4 separate regions of the Homo sapiens genome follow, and regions 2, 3 and 4 are each linked to region 1. Evidence: chromatin loops called from intact Hi-C (ENCODE). Cell type or tissue: Calu3. All regions are shown on one strand.

Region 1 (5,000 bases):
AATTTTTTTGTATTATTAGTAGAGACAGGGTTTCGCCATGTTGGCTAGGCTGGTCTTGAGCTCCTGACCTCAAGTGATCTGTCCACCTTGGCCTCCCAAAGTGCTGGGATTACAGGCATGAGCTACCTCGCCCAGCCCCAAATCTCATCTGGAATTGTGGCTCCCATAATCCCCACGTGTCGTGGGAGGGACCAGGTGGAGATAATTGAATCATGGGGTAGGTTTCCCCCACCCTGTTCTCGTGATAGTTCTCAGGAGATGTGATGGTTTTATAAAGGGCTTCCCCCTTCACTGAGCACTCATTCCTTTTCCTGCCACCCTGTGAAGAGGCTCCTTCTGCCGTGATTGTAAGTTTCCTGAGGCCTCCCAGCCATGCAGAACTGTGAGTCAATTAAACCTCTTTCCTTTATAAATTACCCAGCCTTGGGTAGGTCTTTATTAGCAGTGTGAGAACGGACTAATACACTCCGTTGGTGAAATGATTTGAATTTCTTGCACCCCTCCCTCTCTCTATCTCTACTGTTTTCCTCGAGAACCCAAGCTGGTTTGGTGGCTGCTTAGTGGTGTGGAAGAGGACCGGGCAGCTAACCTTGCCTCTTATTGTGCCTTTGAAACTGAGTGTCACGAGTGACGACCCAGCAACCCGAGCTGGTTAGGTGCTGGGTCTCAGTTCACTTTAAAATTTCTAAATGCATCAAGCCTCGGTTTTGCTTCTGGATTCCGGGGCAAAAAATTATGCAAACAGTTAATATCCTTGATTTATCATTTCATCTTCCTCTTTTGTGCTTTACCCATGGCCTGGCATACATGCCCAGTAACTGCTGCTGGCTGGATTATGATGGTTTCTAGATCCTTCCACACAACTGACCACAGCAGGTTACCACGGCAGGTCCCTTGTATTTAGAAAGAGAAAGTCCAGTGCCAAACAAGAACCCTGTGACAGTCCCAGGACGCTGGGCAGAAATCTGTTGTTGTTCCAGAGCATTCATTTCACCCTCCTTCCATGCGCAGCAACATCATTAATGATCTGACCGCATTTCACGTGGCTTCCTGAGGCCTTTCCTTTGCGAGCGAGGCCTGGCCTCTTCCCCGAATCAGGAAAACTCTGAATTTAACCTATAATCATGCTGTTCTTGGTAACACCAGCGTCTTCCCACAAAAGCTCTAGAAATTGGTTAGACTTTCCAAGCTTTTTGGAAGATTAAGTCCATTAATTTTCATTGAGAAGAATATCAATTTTCAGTGTTTTCAGAATCCTTGGATGAAATTTTAGATCGACAATCTTGTGATACTCATGTACTTTCCCTACCCATCCCCCATGCCCCTTAGGAGACCTTTTCTAAAAAGTGAGACATTAGTTTGGGTTGCAGTTCACAAGGAGTAGTGGGAAGGGCCAAGAAGACTTGGCTTTGAATCCCAGTCCCACCATGAGTACGAGGAATGCATTTAATCTACCTGGCCCTTCGTTTCCTTATCTGGTCAGTGAGTAAACTATTGCCTCCAAAGTTTACATTGAGAATCAAATAAGATTTTTGTAAGGTGCTTGACACAGATTTTCAACAAATGCAAGTCCCCTCATTCCTGTGATCTCCTTTTTCTTGTGCCCTGTTTGCTCATAACAGTTTTCCAAAATCGAGTCTATTGAGAGTTTGAAAAAGCAGGAATTACGTGTTTTCTATTTGATGCTTTATATTTATTTATTTATTTATTTATTTATAGAGATAGGGGTCTTCTGTGTTGTTCGGGCTGGCCTCAAACTCCTGGGCTGAAGTGACCCTCCTGCCTCAACCCCTGTAGTAGGTGGGACTACAGGTGTGAGCCACCCCACCTGGCTTGGTGCTTTATTTTTAAGCACGTTAACCTTTCAGTAGTATTTAAAAAGCACCTTACCCACTGTGCTGCTATTATATACAGGCATCTGGAGACTGATAGGTTAAGTGAACTGGGGGCTCACTATGGAATATTGTGCAGTGGTTAGAACCAACATATTAGGTCTGCAAATTATAACATGGATAGATATTAAAAGCATAGTACATAGTGAAGAAATAAAAAATACAAAGTGGCATTTAACTTAATACCATTTATATAGGTAAAAAATTTATGCACCCTCCTGGAAATCTACCCTATAGATGTAAAAGCCCCAGTATTTATGGATTCACGTGCATAAATATGCAGCTTTATTTGTAGTGATAAAAAACCGTGTGCAACCTAAATGCCCGTCAGTAGAGGGATGGTTGGGTGAACTGCTGAACATCCATCTATCCCATGAATTACTAGACAGCTATTAAAAAAGAATGCCAGAGATCCGGATCTACTGCCCTGGAAGGATGATCATGACATATTCTTAGATGAGAATAGCAAGCCACAGAGCTATGGATTACGAATCCAGTTCATTAAACCAAATCTCTCTCCTCTCTCTCTCTCTCTCTCTCACTTTCTCTCTCTCTGTCTCTCTCTCTCTCTCTCTCTCTCTCTCTCTCTCTCACACACACACACATTTCTGTAACTACCAGTTTAAAGGATTGAGTGATCCTGAAGACGTGTGGAGAGATAGACCCTGCCCATGCTGTTAGCAGTGGTCACCTGCTGGGGGTGCAGGGAGATAAGAAAAAAAGTCTATCAAAGACTAAAGAAAAGAAAAGCTCATTATAGAAATGTTAAAAATCAGGACACAAATATTCTATCATGGATATTACTTACAATGCGTAAACAATGAAAACGCAGATGGACAAGGACCTGATTGTAACAGGAATAAAAGTAATACTTGGGTAAGAGGATTATGAGCAAAAGGAAAAATACATGAACACAAGACAGAGATATCCAGACAAACAAAATAAACATTAAACACCTTAGGATAGCAGCCTATGTGTGGGAGGAGAGAGGATGGGAGTGAGTAGGAAGATCAAAAGGAAATTTAAAAAATATTAAAGAGAAGGCACGTGTACAGCCCAGTGACATTGAATGGAGGTGGGAGTATGATGAACTCAACACTCTGCACCTAAGGTTAAAAAAAGTCAAATAAGAACTTTCCCCTAGAGTAGCTTATGTAAAGAACAACAATACTAGAACTTACATAGAGCAAGATGTACCCTCGACTTTAGGGTCCACTTTTCCACAGAGCGTAATTCAAGGATGACTGCGGTGAGCCACGTCCCCAGAGGTAGAGTAACTAAAATTTAGCAAGAGTCTGAGTAAGGACTAGTAAGTGTCATTATTATTCCATGCATGGGAATTCCCAGATCTGTCCTCCATGGACTCAGGCTAGCGTTACCTGTAATGATCAGCAAGAGAAGGAACGAACGTTCAGCCCATCAATGCCGTTGCTCTTGTAAACCAGACTAGATCACCCTGGGGAGAATATTAGCTATTAATTAGTTCCTTTAAATAGTGCCTTTGAACTTTTGGAATTAAAATTAATTGATGGTCTAAAGGAATGCCATGTAATTTCTATGGCATTGAGACTTTCTTCCCCTGGGATTAATCTGACTTTGTTCTTTCCCCCTCATTTTCCCAAGCTTGGATCTTTTTAACAGCCGATTGCACTTATCTTTTGAGCTTTGAACCCTGCCCCAGTGGATAAGTAATTTCATTTAGGTAAACAGTCTCCAGAAATAGATTCAAACAGTGAGCAAACAGCTTGTTTGTGATAACAGGCCCTGCCTTGCAGCCTGGTGTGTGAGGCTAACGGTCTCACGTCTGCTGATGGCGGTAGCTGACTTCCCCTCTTTGTAAACTGTCCCCCAGATGTGTTGCATTCTCTCAAGGTGGAAGGCAGGTCTTGTAAATAAACTGGGTTTCTCCAGGACTGATGCAGGGACCAGAGAGTCACATATAACGGCAGAGTGGTTTGTCCTGTCGGGAGGGTCTCACTGTCTGGTGTCGACCATCCTTGTCATGAGCCCGGGGGTTGCTCAAAGACCGAGATAACACAGTTGCCTTCCCTCTGCTGGAACGCATCCTATATATGACACTCATTATAGTTAATGGGCTGTTAGCTTTTCCATTAAGGGATTCTTCTAAGGGTTTATAACCTGGTAATAACAATAATTTGCTTCAGGCGGAAACTCCTGTAACAGGTATGAACAGCCCAACTCTTATCAATGTTGCTTGGGCTGGGGGAGTTGGGTCTGCTCCATACAGCATGCAAAAGGAAACTTGTCCAGGAACTAGAGGTTTTTCCCTTATTTATTTTCTTTTACAGTCACAATTGTAATAGCTGTATTTGGTATAAAATATTTCCAGAGAGGACGGTGTCATTGAGAGTCCTGAATGGGGCCAGCACATCTGCCATGAGAGCTCTGGGAATGTTGTGTGATTGGTGGTTGTGAGAAGCCAGATGCGGAGATCAGTCAGGAAACCCGAATGCTGATTCCAACTCCACAGTATATTAGCGTGGCTACCTGAAGAGCAGAGAGAACCCTAGCCCCCTTCTTAGCACAACTCACAAAGGCCTGAGTGGTCAGGCAGCCCACACAAAGTCCATGAAGGATCCACATTTATCCAAATACTGAAAGCTCTGGGCTTTGAAGAAGGCCATCCAGCATCCTATAGACCACAGGCAATGTTCTTGAGTGGCTTGGCCTGAGACACTTACTAACACAGGGCTAGGCTTCATGCTTGAAAAGAAGGTTACATGGTGTAATATTATGATATAATTATAATGATGTAATATTATGGTATAATAACCAAATATATACATTTGGTTTCTGCTTCTGGTTCCTGGCACATAGCTCCTAAAATCCTTGGAATCTCCAAAGTGATGTGTATTTGCATGCTGTCACGATGAACTGGTATATGTGTGTGTTTTAGGGTAGTGGTGGGGCCTGGATAGCCTCAGGATGGAAGCTGGTTGCCAGAGGAACCAACTATGTGATTAGAGGGTTGGAATTTATAGTCTTCTGTCCTCAACCCCCACCCTCGACCTCTGCCCTGAAGGAGGAGAGAGGGACTGAAGGTTGAGTTGATCACCAATGGCCAATGATGTAATCAGTCATGCCTAT
Region 2 (5,000 bases), 320 kb after region 1:
TAATATAGAGAAGAAGGAGTATTTTCTCAGTCATTTGGAACTGCTATAACAAAGTTCCATAAACTGGATGTCTTATAAACAATGGAAATTTATTTCTCACACTCTGGAGCCTGGAAGTCCCAGATCAGGATGTCAGCATGGTTGGTTGTAGACTGCTGTCTTCTCATTAAATTGTCATCTGTCAGAAAGAAAGTAAGCTTGCTGGCCACTTCTTTTAAGGGCACTAATCCCATTCATGAGGGCTCCACCCTCATGACCTGATCACCTTCTAAAGGCTCCACCTTGTCCAAACACCATCACATTGGGAATTAGGTTTCAACGTACGAATTTTTGGAGGACACAAACATTCAGTCCCTAACATATAGACAATGGCCACCTATATTTGGCCTTGTCATACAACCTGCCATAGAATGCCATTCATGACAGGTGAAATACTGCTTTATTTTGCCTGTTTTCACACTATATATAAGCAGAATCATACCATATGCGTGTTTTTTTTTTTTTTTTTTTTTAAAGACAGAGTCTGGCTCTGTTGCCCAGGCTGGAGTGATCTCAGCTCACTGCAACTTCCATCTCCCAGGTTCAAGCGATTCTCCTGCCTCAGCCTCCCAAGTAGCTGGGATTACAGGCACCTGCCACCAAACCCGTCTAATTTTTGTATTTTTAGTAGAGATCGGGTTTCACCATGTTGGCCAGGCCGGTCTCAAACTCCTGACCTTAGGTGATCCGCCTGCTTCGGCCTCCCAAAGTGCTGGGATTACAGGCATGAGCCACTGTGCCCGGCCATACAATATATATTTATTTGTGACTTTTCTCATTCAATATTATGTTATTGAGGTTTATCTATAATGAAACATGCAGCTATTTTTTACTCATTTATTGTTAGTGTTTTTTAAAACCATTGAATGGTATTCCACTTTTGGATCACACCACACCCTGAAGGATCTGGGGCATATTTAGGAGATGTAACTTTTCAGGTGGATGAGTCAGGGAGGGGGAAGCGTCTAAAGGATTTTTCTGATGATTGTGGTGCTGTTGACTGAGATCAGGAGAGGATTAGTTGTCTGGGGAGGAGGATGAATTTAGGTTAAAGAAGGAGTGGTCAGCTGACTAGGAATAGACCTTAGAATGCTGGCCTGTGTTAAAGACTCAGCTGAGATTAGGGGCCCCAGTGTGGACAGAGCTGGGACTTTCTTTGGAAGAACTGCATTTGAAAGTGTGCGGTGCAGGAGTGGGACTGGGTGCGGGTTGGAGACTTGCAGCACCCTCAGCAGGCAGGTTGATGAAGGAAGCATGGAGGGCCGAGTGTAGGTTTCTTTTTATGGACCAGGCCTGGAATTGTTTGTTGTTCATAACTTTAGTCCACATTACACTGTGAGAGCTCTGCTACATGATCTTACTGAACCACGAAGGCATCACAGCTTCATTCTCAAGTTTAGGGACATTTACGGGGGATTTACACTTCCGTAATGGCCAAGGAAAATATCCCAGCCATGAGAAAGGCTTGCTTTGGAGATCAGAATAGCTGTTTGGTTGGCTTTTTGAGTTTCCTAAAAAGAAGAAAAGATCCCCTAAGACTCTGTCAACAAATATTAATACTTGCTTATCAATTCCTTACACTGGCAGTGTGACTTAAACCTAAGTACTGTCCTCCCAGCTTCAATCCAGAGAAACGTGGGAATGCCCACTCTACCATGTTCAAACTGGAATATACATGCTGAGTCTCATTCCCATTGGGAAATATACAAAGTTACTGTGACAGGACTATATTTTGAGCAATGTTGGTGATTTTTTTTTTGGAGCACAAAGCAAGCAATAAATCTGTCACCCTGAAAAAAATCAGGTTATGACCTAACGGAAGGAGCAAATTGTGACTTTAGGTAAAAAAGAGTGACCTACCAGGGAGGGTAATTTATCATGATAACAAAATTGCTGGTGCTTTCCCGGCCCACCAGGAAGAAGGGCTGCAGTAAGCAAATTCAAGAGATGCAAGTCCGAATATTTTTAACTGATCAATATTTCCAGGGTTCACAAGCAGCCAAAACACTGTCATTGTTCAGAGTGAGTACATTGCTCACCTGATTTGTAAAAGGAAAAAAAAAAACAGAGAGCTTTAATTATTCTCTTTAAAGAAACGTCATCACTCAACAACAGACATTCTTTGTAGGATGAAAATAAACATCTCCTGGGATTTAAGTGAGAATTTTTGATTTTTTTTTTTGTAGGGAAGTAGGAGATTATGTTACTTGGAAATGCTTAAGGAAGTTGATTATTGGGGTTTAATGTGCTTCACCCACTCTTATGTTGGAACTGTTCCTCCTGGAGAGAAAACCAAGCAAATAATATAGGGAATTATTAATAAAATAATTACTTAGGCAAAACTAGGGAGACAGTAGGGCTATCTTCCATTTACCCCTTCAGATCTTTATCCTTCCTACTCCATCCAGCCTGCTCAGTGCCCCCGAGACCACTTCCCAGGACTCCCCTGTCCCCTGGCTTTTGGTTGGGTTCAGTCAATGGGCGGCCCCTGCTGGAGAGCAGAGGGAAGAGGGGTTGGGGCCTTACTCCTCCATCTCCCTCCCTGTAGAGTAGCTGCAGCAGACTTTGTCTCTCTTCTGAAGGTTACAGTTCCTGTAGCGTGATCTTTTCTGCACAGTCTTTTCTCTCTCTGGATTCCAGTAACATTTCCCTTCCCTTGACCCTTTAGTGCTAGAGGTGGTAGATGTGCCACACTGTTACTACCTCAGGATACTGTACCGGCATGCTGCGTTGTCTGCTTAATCCTTGACTGACCCACAACTTGAGTTGCACTTTTTTTTTTTTTCTTTTTGAGATGGTGTCTCGCTTTGTCGTCCAGGGTGGAGTGCAGTGGCGTGATCTCGGCTCACTGCAACCTCTGCCTCCCGGGTTCAAGCGATTCTTCTGCCTCAGCTTTCTGAGTAGCTGGGACTACAGGCGCACGTCACCATGCGCAGATATTTTTTATATTTTTGGTAGAGGCGGGGTTTCACTGTATTGGCCAGGCTGGTCTCAAACTCCTGACCTTGTGATCCACTCACCTTGGCCTCCCAAAGTGCTGGGATTACAGGCGTGAGCCACCGCGCCCGGCTTGAGTAGCACTTTCTATAGACCTCAACATCATCATGGCCTTTCAGGGATTCTGAGTAACTAGGATGCTTCAATGGGCTTTCCTCTCCTTAAACAGTCATGGCAAATGATGGTCAGCCATCACATGAAAAATATAACGTTTATGTTATGTAGCTATACCTCTATTGGCTCCTCAATATTGATAGCCACATGGTACACTCAAGCTTTGGATTATTATAAAACTATAATTTTTATCTGTAGATTTAGCTGACAAGTACAAACGTGATAAACCCTATCCAGTTTTATGTCATCGTTGCTTCCTAATAAAGTTGAAGGCTAGGTAAAGCACTCAGTTTCTGGGCATTAATGCCATTATCTCTCTCAGCCACCATTGCCGTATGGCTCTACTTATTTTCACTTCAACAGCCTACACATTCAGCCTTCCTCCCAACAAACTTGGCAGGCTCATCCTATTTCTCAGAAGAGATTTAATAGCAGTGAGTTCACGTACTACGAAGACTTCATTACTTTTATTAGCTCTCCATGCTCTCTGCTTACTGGTGCACTGAGAGGTATTACTGAATAATCTATAGTTGTCAGTAATATAAATGTGCCCTAGCCTAGTACAGCTTTAATTCTACTTATTTTATTTTCTTATTAGGACATTTTGGAAGGATTTAGATAGATTTCCTTGTGTAGAGGAATTTGCTGCAGAGTAATGTTAGTTGATGTCTAACTTATGAATAAAGCAGGAACACCTAATTTTCATATGCCTGGGCACCTGATGGAATGCATTTATAATGTCAAGTAGCATGCTGATTCCTGTTGTGTTTCAGCTATGGCAAACTTTTAGAAAGAAAAGACATTATTTGCTACTCCTTTTGGTTATATTCTTGACCTTAAACAAGTTACATTCTTCATGCATCTATTTTCTCACCTATAATGTGTGTATATGTTTAATTGTATCCTGAATATCTTTCTACAAGATACTATAACCAAAACTACTGAATAGTATTTTGTAAAATATTTGGTTGCCTATTATCTGTATATTAATTGAATCATACTATTATAATAGACGTGTATAAGTACTAAAAGAACATGGAAGAGGTGACATAGATTGGAAGTAACTGAACGTAGAATGTATTTGATTTATTTGATTAAAACAAATACTGATAAAGCAGAACACCCAACATCAATTGCACATAACCTTTCATTTCTTTTCTTTTTCTTTTTTTTTTAGAGGCAGGGTATCACTTATGTTGCCCAGGCTGGTCTCAAACTCCTGGCCTCAAGTGATCCTCCCACCTTGGACTCCCAAAGTGCTGGGATTACAAGTGTGAGCTGCCTTGCCCAACCCACATAATCTTCCAATAGCCTTAGCCTTTAGTATTACTTGAATAAAGCAGAAAAGAAAGGAAATGAATATTTGTGTCAGGTACTGAACTAAGCACTTTACAAACATTGTATCATTTTGATATTTAAATTTACTTTCAATTTTTATTTCTTAACAAACCCTGATGATGAAGCCTAACATCATTCATTTAGGTATTAAACAAATCTCTCACATATTTTAAACAGAGTAGTGTGTGTGTGTATATATATATATATATATTTGATATATATGTATTTGATATATATATTTGATATATATATACATATACGATATATATATGATATATATAGTAGAGGCATATATATATTTATATATAAGTATAAATATATATATATGTGTGTGTATATATATATATATTTGAGACAGAATCTCACTCTGTTGCCCAGGCTGTAGTACAGTGGCACAGTCATGGCTCACTGCAGCCTCCACTGCCTGGGCTCAAGTGATCCTCCCATCTCAGCCTCCTGAGTTTAAGATAAAACTCATAAGCCACTCTCACATTCTGGCACAGTAGATAATT
Region 3 (5,000 bases), 140 kb after region 1:
GGAAACCCCATCTCTATAAAAATACAAAAATTAGCCGGGCGTGGTGGCAGGCACCTGTAATATCAGCTACTCAGGAGGCTGAGGCAGGAGAATCACTTGAACCCGGGAGGCAGAGGTCGCAGTGAGCTGAGATCGTGTCACTGCACTCTAGCCTGGGCAACAGAGCAAGGCTCCATCTTAAAAAAAAAAAAAAAAAAAAAAAAAAAAAGAAGTCTTTAAAACAAAAAACAATTATTCAAAACACTAAGTTGATGGTATATGTGCTAGACTGGATATAGTTGAAGAGGGAATTATGCAAAAAGCAGCACAGTGAGATAAAAGGGGGAAAAAAGCTTAAAAACTAGAAGACACAGTAGACTGTGAGGCTCCAACATATGCCTGATAGGAGTTAGCAGAGGGATTTGCATAGAAGTGACATATGAAAAGAGAATAGCAGAATTCTTCAGTGCCCTCTAATTGGATGTGCACTTCCGGTATACTCAGACACCTTGTAGTAAAAGTATATAAGACACTGGCAATAAAGAAAAACCTTAAAAATTATCAAAAAGAAAAGACAGTAGACTTCCAAAAGACTTCCCAAGTGTTAAGAGACTATATTGTCAACTTCAAGTTTTATATTCACCTAAACTATCTTCCAAGAAGTGGCCAAATTTAAAACATTTCCTACATACAAAAACTAGGATGGTTTATTAGTAAATAGATCAAACTCACCTCTTAAAAAATAGATTATAGACCTATGTTTCCCATATGACCCAACAAGTGCATTCTTGGGCATTTATCCAAGAGAAATGAAAACTTATATTTACATAAAAACCCATACATGATATTCATAGCAGCTTATTTGTAGTACCCCAAAACTGAATGTATACAACTCAAATGTCTTTCAATAAGTGAAGGGTTAAGCAAACTGTGGTATATCCATACCAAAGAACACTACACAATCATAAAAATGAACAAACTATTGATACACTTATGGATGAATCTTAGGGGAATATTGCTGAGTGAAAGATGCCAATTCCAAAAGGTTACATACTATATACTTATATAACATTCTTGAAATATCAAAATTACAGAGATGGAGAAGAGATTAGTGATTGTCAGGTGTTAAGAATGGAGGGAGGGGTGGGTGCTATAAAAGGGCTAGCGCAAAGGAAACTTGTGGTGATGAAAAAGTTCTGTATCATGATTATGTTGGTAGTAACATGAACCTACATGTGATAACATTGCCAGAACCCACCCCCCAACACATACAAACACACAAACGAGTGCATTTAAACTGGTGAAATATGCAAACTGAATAATTGGTAAAGTCTACAGACTATACCAATGCCATTTTCCTGGTTTTGTTTGTTTGTTTGTTTGTTTAGAGATGGAGTTATCTCTTGTTGCCCAGGCTGGAGTGCAATGGCATGACCTCAGCTCACTGCAACCTCCACCTCCCAGGTTCAAGCAATTCTCCTGCCTCAGCCTTCCAAGTAGCTGGGATTATAGGCATGTGCCACCATGCCCGGCTAATTTTTGTATTTTTAGTAAAGACTGGGTTTCTGCATGTTGGTCAGGCTGGTCTCAAACTCCTGACCTCAGGTGATCCATGCACCTTGGCCTCCCAAAGTGCTGGGATTATAGGCGTTAGCCACTGCGCCCTGCCTTTCTGATTTTTAGATTGAGGATAGTTATGTGAGATGTTGCCATTGGAGAAATTGGATGAAGGGTACTTGGGACTCCCCTATATGTATCTTAACATCCAACTTCCTGTAGATTTAAAATGATCTCAAATTTAAAAGTTTAAAGGGATTGTAGGCTAGATTAAAGAAAAGCCAAATAAAATATAGACATCTGCTGCTTACAGGAAAACCACCTAAATCACAGAAACACAAGAAACTCCACTAAATCAACTGAACAGGAGAAAACAAGGAGAATGGGAAAAAAGATGTCAATCTTAATTTTAAAAAGCTGATAAAACATTCTTAATATCAGACAAAGCAGATTTAAAAGATCAAAACATTAAAAGAAAATAAGTGGCGAGGTGTGGTGGTGCTCGCCTGTGATCCCAGCACTTTGGGAGGCTGAGGCGAGAGGATCACTTGAGCTCAGGAGTTTGAGACCAGCCTGGGCAACATAGTGAGACCTTGTCTCTATAAAAAGAAAAGAAAGAAAGAAAATAAGAAGCACACGATAATAATAAAAGAAATAATCTACACAGAAGATATAACAAATTTATCAATAATGATATAAAGAAATAAATACTGACATCTAAAATTGAGACTGTGTCATATATGCCATATTTATTAAAATTAACTAAATATCACATCAAAAGAAAGTTTCAGTAATATGCATAACCTCATAGTGAAATCATCTTATAATCCAAAAATAAAAAGATAATCAAAACCTCCATTTGTTTGGAAATTTTAAAACCCATTGTGAAATAAATCTCGATTACAATCGAGATGACAAAATATTTAGCACTGGACGTAGGGCTACCAGACAGGGCTACTGGTGTTGTGTACCACACAACTCTTAGGGATGCATTGATATATACTATAGTGTGAGTGGTGCCCCCTAGAGTTCTGTACAGTGACTTGCATAAACCCACAGCAGCCTTGAATGTCTGTCTCCAATATCAAAACTTCCACAAATACAACTATGGCTGTGCCAAGAGGCAACTTTCTAATACTAAATGCTTTCATCAAATGAGAAACAAAACAAAACAAAACAAAAGAACAATGAAAATGTATGGCTGAAAATTAGATGAATAAAATCGTCAACTGAAGAAGCTAGAACCAGAACAATAAAATAACAAAAGATAAGAGAATAATTTGTTGAAATAAAAGGCAAAGAAAAAATAGCTGTTGGATCTCTCTCCAAGATCAATAGCTTCTTCTCTTTTTTCTACTAAAAAGAAGACTACTAAAATAGACAACACTTTTCATATCAAGTCATTTGACTTTAGAATGATTCCTATAAAAGACTGAAATAAGACAAGAGTACCTGTTATCACACCAAGTCAATATTGTCTAACCAACAAAATAAGATCAGAAATGGAATCCAGAAAAGCAAAAGATAAATCTGTATTTATTTTCAGACTATGAATGTCTACACAGAAGGTTGAAGATAAATTACAGAAAAGCCATTTCAAATAATAAGGGCATTTAGTAGATTTGTTAAATAAAAATGCAATATAAAAATATCCAGCCACATGGATATTAACTACAGAAAAGGTTTGCATTATAAAAACCAACTCTATATAATAGCTAGAATAAATTAGTAACAAATGATGTACAATACCTCTGTGGAGAAAATTGTATGACTTTATTGAAGGACATCAGAGTACACCTGACTAAAGGAAAGATGAACTATGTTCATGAACGGGAAAGTCTCAATACTCCCAAGAAAATAATTTTTCTCCAAATTAATCTCTAAATACAATGCAATTTTACTCAAGACCCCACTGGGTTCTTTGTGGAACAACAGCAAGCCAAACCTAAAATTCATGTGGAAAAGCAAAAGCCTAAGACTAATTAAGACTATTTTGAAATAAAAGGTGGAGGGACTACTCAAGCAGATATTAAGATTTATTATAAAAATGCATAAAACATGTGAGATTAGCACTGAGATAATCAAATAGGCCAAAGGAACAAAGTAGAAAGTCCAGAAAGAGACCCACACATATACAGATCTTGAATACATAAGAGAGGTGGCATTAAAAACAGTGGGAAAGACAAGCGATTCAGTAAGCAGTGTGGGAAAAACTGACTACCCTTAAGAAAAATAAAATAAAAACTAGATCTCCCCCTCACACCATACACAAAATTAAATTCTGGACATTAAAGATTCATATTAAGAAAAGCAAGGCCTTAATACACTTGGAAAAAAATTAAAGGAGAATGTACTTTAAGACCTCCAAGGTTGGGAAGGATTTCTTAAGAAAATTTAAAAAGCAAAAATTATATGGAAAAACATTGATAAACAGGTACTTCAAAGAAACAGAAAGATGTTCAATATCACTGGTAATCAGAAATACAAATTAAAACAGAATAATGACAGCATCTGTATTATAGTGCTGGTGATGACATGGAAAAATAGAAGCTCTCATTTACTACGCCTAGAAATGTAATTTGGTACAGCTACTTTGGAGAACACTTTGACAGTTTCTAGAGTTGCAAGTAATTGTCCAACAATAGAGTGATTGTCCAACAATATATTACAGGAAGACATGGAGAAAAATGTTCTTTTAACATTGTTTGTAATAAATATCCACCAATCGGAGAATGAATCAATAAACTGTGGGGTACATTATATAACGAAATACCATGGATCAGTGAAAATCAAAATAGAATCTAAAATACATAAGTTGGAGGAAAAATGGCACATCAACCTGTTTTTAAATCCTAAAAACCCTATTCTTTTGTAAGACAAGAATAAGTTTCTTAGCTACCTCTTTGAGAGAGGAATTTCCTTGAAGTTATAATTAGAAATGATACTGTTACAGTATCATGGACCCCAATCCCTTTTGATATGGGCTGTCCTGGACAAATGCCAGCACATGTGGTTATCCAATTTGTCCCATAATTTCTTGTAGCAAGTAACAACAATAAACTTTTTTTAAAAAAAATTAGAAGAAATTGCTAATTACTAAACTCTATCCTGTCTATATCAGAAACATACTAAGAAATTCATATGACACTTTTATTTTGGTATTCTTAAAATACTTAAAAACGTACACAAATTCATGTTTTAATCTTCATTCCTTCTTCTTTCACTCCATTGAGTTTGATGCTGGCAATATTAGGAAAGGGAGAATCTGCTAATAATCTAGGCTAATAATCTGGTAATGATTTTCAATCAATTATCAAATTCTGTTCACAGTAAATATTTGTAAGAGGATAGGAATTTAGACAGCAGATGTTTCTTCATATTAAAAGTAAAATCTGGGCCAGGTGTGGTGGCTCACGCCTGTAATCCCAGCACTTTGGGAGGCCAAGGTGGGCAGATCACTTCAG
Region 4 (5,000 bases), 730 kb after region 1:
ACCTCTAGAAGGAATGTCTTGGCCAGGCCTATGAAGAGCTCCAGAGCAAAATTTGTTAGAAGAATCCCATGAAGGGGTAGAAGTGGTCAGGCTCCAGTACTCCCCTCACCTTCTACTGTGCTCGGGCATTTTCTGCAAGCAGCCTAGTGAGAGTGGGGCCCTGGAGTGGATCCTGCGATGGATCCCTAAGGCACAGCAGCTACAGTTGGGGAACTAACTAGCTATCCTCCTTCCGGCAGCTTCTCTCTTGAAGGGAGATCTGAGTGGCTTACCTATGGCTGCCTCAGTATACCATTTCCACTGTACAGTATCCTATCTATAGCTGAGTTCAGAAAGGAGCTCCTCCATGGTTCTTGTAGGCCTCTCCTCCTGAGGGGAGATCTAGGAGAGAGGCGAGTATAAGAAAATGCAACCCTCATCACTGTAGTTAGTCTCAGGGCTGAGATTTGTACTTACCACCTCCTTTGTCCACTATCTGTCCTAACTTCTCTCCAACTTCAGCCATCAGGCTGATGTCCATGGGTCTTGGTGGCTTAGTTGATGGTATAATCCAAGCCTTATTCCTGAGGGGTTTGAATGCCATGTAATAATAATGTTTCTTAGGCCAGGGATGTTGCACTTTCCATAGTTCTAAATAGGCAGGGAGTGGATCATCCTAAGCGAATCCAATGAATCACTTTGGTTCCACCTGTATCCCTCACTCTACCTGTGGAGTGAAAGAAGCACTATATTCTGATTATCAAAATCAAACACCCTACCATGATGGTAATTCCTCTTTCTGCCTGCTTGTCCCTGGACAAAATGAGTCCAAAGTGCTCAGGGGCAGTCATGCTTTATAGTTAAATGAGACCCATGGTGTGTACCTTAGCAAGAGTGGGCTCCTTTGAAGACCAGAAATTCTAACATAGAGTTATATGTATGTGAAGCACAAAGTGCATCAGTGGGTCTTTAGTAGGGATGTTAATTGAGGCCACTTGAGCTTCTACTCTTTGGTGCTCTGAGTCACATATTCTTCTTATTGAAAACAGCACCATATTGAGATTCTTTAATTAGGTGTATATAGTGCATCCTGGAATGTAATCCCTACAAAGTATTGCTTCTAAGCTAGCACTTCAGTCACATTTTCAACAGACAGTTCCAGTGCTACATGAGTCTGACTGCTTCTAGATGGTGCAGTAAATAATTTGACCAGTGGAAACCAGGATCATGAGTCTACTCTGATACCTCCTTCACTGTGCAGTGAGTTCCCTGTCAGACACTATGTTGTGTGGGATTCCATGGCTGGGAATCATGGACTCTGTAAAACCCCAGATCCCCAAGATAGTGCCGGCTCTGGCTTTGTGAGCAAAAAGGGCAATACCATAGCCAGTAGAGGCATCTGTTTCTACGAGTAATAACCCCTGGCCCTCCCAAAATGGAAGAGGACCAATGCAGTCACTAACCACCAACAGGCCAGTTGATTTTCTCAAGTAATATCATCATACTGGGAATGCAGTGTTGGTCTGTATGGTTGGCAGGTTGGACGTTCAGAGATGGCAGCAGTTAGATTAGTCTTAGGAAGTGGAAGTCCATACTACTGAGCCCATGCATCACCTCCAAGTCTTTCACCATGACTACACCATGACTACACCATGACTATTACTTTCATTTACCCCTTGTTCTGTGGTTGCCAGTGATGATCGCTGGCTAATATTAACTGGATGAGTTATCTTCTCAGTTATTTAGTACCTCTTCCCTGGTGTATGCTTTCTGGTGGGCATTAAGATGTGACACAAAGATTTTCACACTTTGTTTTCACTTCTGTATGCAACTACCAGATCTTCCAGTTCTTCCTTCTGTGTCTCTGTTAGGCTACTGGACAGTGCCCAGAACCTCCATATATACTAGCATTGGCCCACTTTCCCTTCCACGCCACTTGAATGAACAGATACACCACTTTCTGGTCTACCTACTGGTAAAATTTTCTCTCTTCACTCTCATTCAAGGCCACCTGTAAGTGTGGCTGGAATGAAATCATCATATATTTTTGGCTTTGCCTCATGTGTCTGGCCAATTGATATGTCAACAGAGCCTGACTCCTTCTTCCTTCTTTTTCAGCTGGTCTTATGAAACTCCCATATGGCCTTAGGTGTGAGCTGAGGGAGGGGTGCTGGTGCACCTTTGGTATGTGACATGGCTGACTGGTGACTGGACTAAGAGCTTGTGCAGTTTACTAGTGCCCTCTGGCTGTGGTTGGGCTGGGTTGCAGATGCAACACTTCCATCTTACAACGTTCAGTTCACCCAATTTGATGACTATTTGGGTCCAACAAAATCCACCTTCCAATGAGAAGTTCAACATGCTTGGTTATTTAGTGCCTCCTGGTCACATATTCTGTTTCTGCCAGTGATTAGAAATATGCAGAAACTGTTTCTCAAAAAACATTTAATTCTCCACTGTAGATGGCTGCACCTTGCTCCAGAGACACATTGTGTTTCTGTCACTGGTGCTTGCCATAATCCTCACATTGCATCTTTTCCCAATGTTGGATCTTCCAGGTTGTGTGTTTCAATATCTCCCAGATTGTATGCACTGCAGCCTGGTTCCACCTAAAATGATCACCCTTCTATGTTAACTTGTTTAGGAGCTGGAGTATTACTTTATTCCTCCAGTGAAATATGTTACCTCCAAAGTCTGAAGAGATCCATGAGCCATTAGGCTTCCTTCTTTGTATAGGGAATGTAGAATGTAGCTGTTTGTCTTTCACTTTGGAGGTGATGTCCTGGTATAGCTCTGACTACTAGATCCCTAAAAACTTTACTGAAGTGATAATTTCCTCAATCGTCATAGGGTTTCTTTTCTACCTTCTGGACGACATATAATTTATTGAGGCCTAGCGCCTCTTGCTCATTCTGTCCAGTCAACTGGATGTCATTGATATAAGGGATCAAGGTGATATTGTGCAGGATGTCCAGATGGCCCAGATTTCTTAAGATTTTATTATGAAAAAGGACAGTAGATTTAGCATAGCCTTGGAGCAAAGCTGTAAGTGAATATTATCATCTGTTCCATGTGAATGCGCACCATTTTACAGTCTCTCTTCCATTTGGAATAGAAAAGAACACATTTACCAAATTAATGGGCTCATATCAAATACCTGGAGCTTTGTAAATCTGTTTTAATAATGATAACTATGTTTGGCATGGCAGCTATGATTGGAGCTTCTACTACTTGGTTGAGCTGGAAATAGTTCGTTCTCCGAGGGCCATCTGATTTCTGTAGGAAATAGACTGGTGAAATAAGTAAAAGTAAGACAGACTGCTGTCCTCACCTAATTTGCATCTCCAATGGTAGCTCTGATCTCTGTCATCCCACCTGAGATGTGATATCTTTTATTTACTTTATTGGCTGGAGTGGGAGAGAGTTTGACAGTTTTTCACTTAGTCTTCCCCAGTGTGATCATTATTAACCCTTTTTGATTTGATGACTAAGGCTTGTTTTGATTTTAATTGAATTTTGAATGTTGTTCTCATTCTTACATGCTTCAGACATCAGAAAAGAAAGGTTTAGTCAGGTATCCTACCCAAATTCTTAATAAAAACATAACGTGTTCCAGGATCTCAGGCTCAACTGTATTAGAATATGCATAATTCCTGAGTTGGGTTCTCAAGTTTTTTTCATAGTCCTATCCATAGGGTTACAGCTGTAACAATATTCTCTGCCTGCTGTAGAAATTAGAGGTTAATCTCCAATGATGCTTCCTTCTCCTAATGATTCTAAACATCTGAACCAGGTGTGTGTCTGTGTGTGTGTGTGTGTGTGTGTGTGTGTGTGTGTGTGTGTGTGTGCATTTAACTGGATAATTGAAATCCCTAGCTTATGTGTATCCAGGGGACTGAAGATGTTTCATATACATCTAGGCCAGCTCATATAAGTATAGGGAGATAGAATGAGACATGTAAAATGCCCAATCTCTTTTCTAATTCTGTTTATTTACCTTAATCATTTCAATAATTTTTTTATAATTTCAACTTTTATTTTAGATTCAGCAGGTACATGTGTAGGTTTGTTGCATGGGTATATTGCATGTTGCTGAGGTTTGGAGTATAAATGATTCTGTCAGCCAGGTAGTGAGCATACTACCCAGTAGTTTGTCAACCCTTACCCCCTCCCATCCTTCCCCTTTTAGCAGTTCCCAATGTCTATTGTTGCCATTTTATGCCCATGAGTACCTAATAGTTAGCTCCCACTTGTAAGTGAGAACATGTGATATTTGTTTTTTTGTTCTCGCATTAATTCACTTAGAATAATGATGTCCAGCTGCACTCATGTTGCTGCAAAGGATGTGATTTTGTTCTTTTTTATGCTTACATAGTATTACATGATGTATATGTACCACATTTTCTTTATAAAATCCACTGTTGATGGACACCTAGGTTGATTCTATGTCTTTGCTACTGTGAATAGTGCTTCAATGAACATATGAGTGTGTGTGTCTTTTTGGTAGAACTTATTTTTTTTAAATATATATACCCAGTAATACTGGGTCGAATGGCAGTTCTAAGTTATTTGAGAAATCTCTCAACTGTTTTCCACAGTGGCTGACCTCATTTACATTCTACCAACAATGTCTAAATGTTCTCTTTTCTCCATAGCCTCACCAGCATCTGTTGTTTTTTGACTTTCTATTAATAGCCATTCTGACTGGTGTGAAATGGTATCTCATTGTGATTTTGATTTAAATTTCTCTGACGATTAATGATGATGTGGAGCATTTATTCATATGTTTGTTGGCTTCTTGTAGTCTTCTTTTGGGAAGTGTCTGTTTATGTCCTTTGCCCATTTTGGAGGGATTGTTTGTTTTTTGCTTGTTAATGTAAGTTCCTAATGGCTTCTGGATGTTAGATCTTTGTTTGATTCATAGTTTGTTAATTTTTTTTCCATTTAGTAGGTTGTCTGTTTACTCTGTTGATAGTTTCTTTTGCTGTGTAGAAGCTCTTGAGTTTAATTAGGTCTCACTT

The links. Peaks named below come from ENCODE experiments on the same cell type or tissue, not always from the same donor. Only the 100,000 strongest peaks of a DNase experiment are listed, where the experiment ranks them.
Region 2: it touches region 1 in a loop (19-fold over the local background); 6 of 110 quality-filtered maps call a loop at or near these places.
Region 3: it touches region 1 in a loop (11-fold over the local background); 16 of 110 quality-filtered maps call a loop at or near these places.
Region 4: a loop joins it to region 1, with 30 times the contacts of the local background. A loop is called at or near these places in 3 of 110 quality-filtered maps.

The regions. Positions count from the first base shown.
Region 1 is chr1:200,274,251-200,279,250 of GRCh38, reverse strand. No RefSeq gene overlaps it. Among named protein-coding and RNA genes, the nearest start is that of LINC00862, 97 kb to the left of the region's middle. In Calu3, no CTCF peak of the experiment used is centred here; a DNase peak (open chromatin) is centred at 2,580.
Region 2 is chr1:199,952,423-199,957,422 of GRCh38, reverse strand. The region is part of intron 2 of LOC105371682 (a long non-coding RNA gene); the gene reads left to right. Among named protein-coding and RNA genes, the nearest start is that of NR5A2, 73 kb to the left of the region's middle. In Calu3, a CTCF peak has its summit at 2,519 (motif pointing left); DNase peaks (open chromatin) are centred at 1,212 and 2,512.
Region 3 is chr1:200,137,397-200,142,396 of GRCh38, reverse strand. All of the region lies in intron 7 of NR5A2 (nuclear receptor subfamily 5 group A member 2), which reads right to left. Among named protein-coding and RNA genes, the nearest start is that of NR5A2, 110 kb to the right of the region's middle. In Calu3, a CTCF peak has its summit at 2,540 (motif pointing left); a DNase peak (open chromatin) is centred at 2,546.
Region 4 is chr1:199,543,163-199,548,162 of GRCh38, reverse strand. No RefSeq gene overlaps it. Among named protein-coding and RNA genes, the nearest start is that of LINC02789, 400 kb to the right of the region's middle. In Calu3, a CTCF peak has its summit at 2,261; a DNase peak (open chromatin) is centred at 2,192.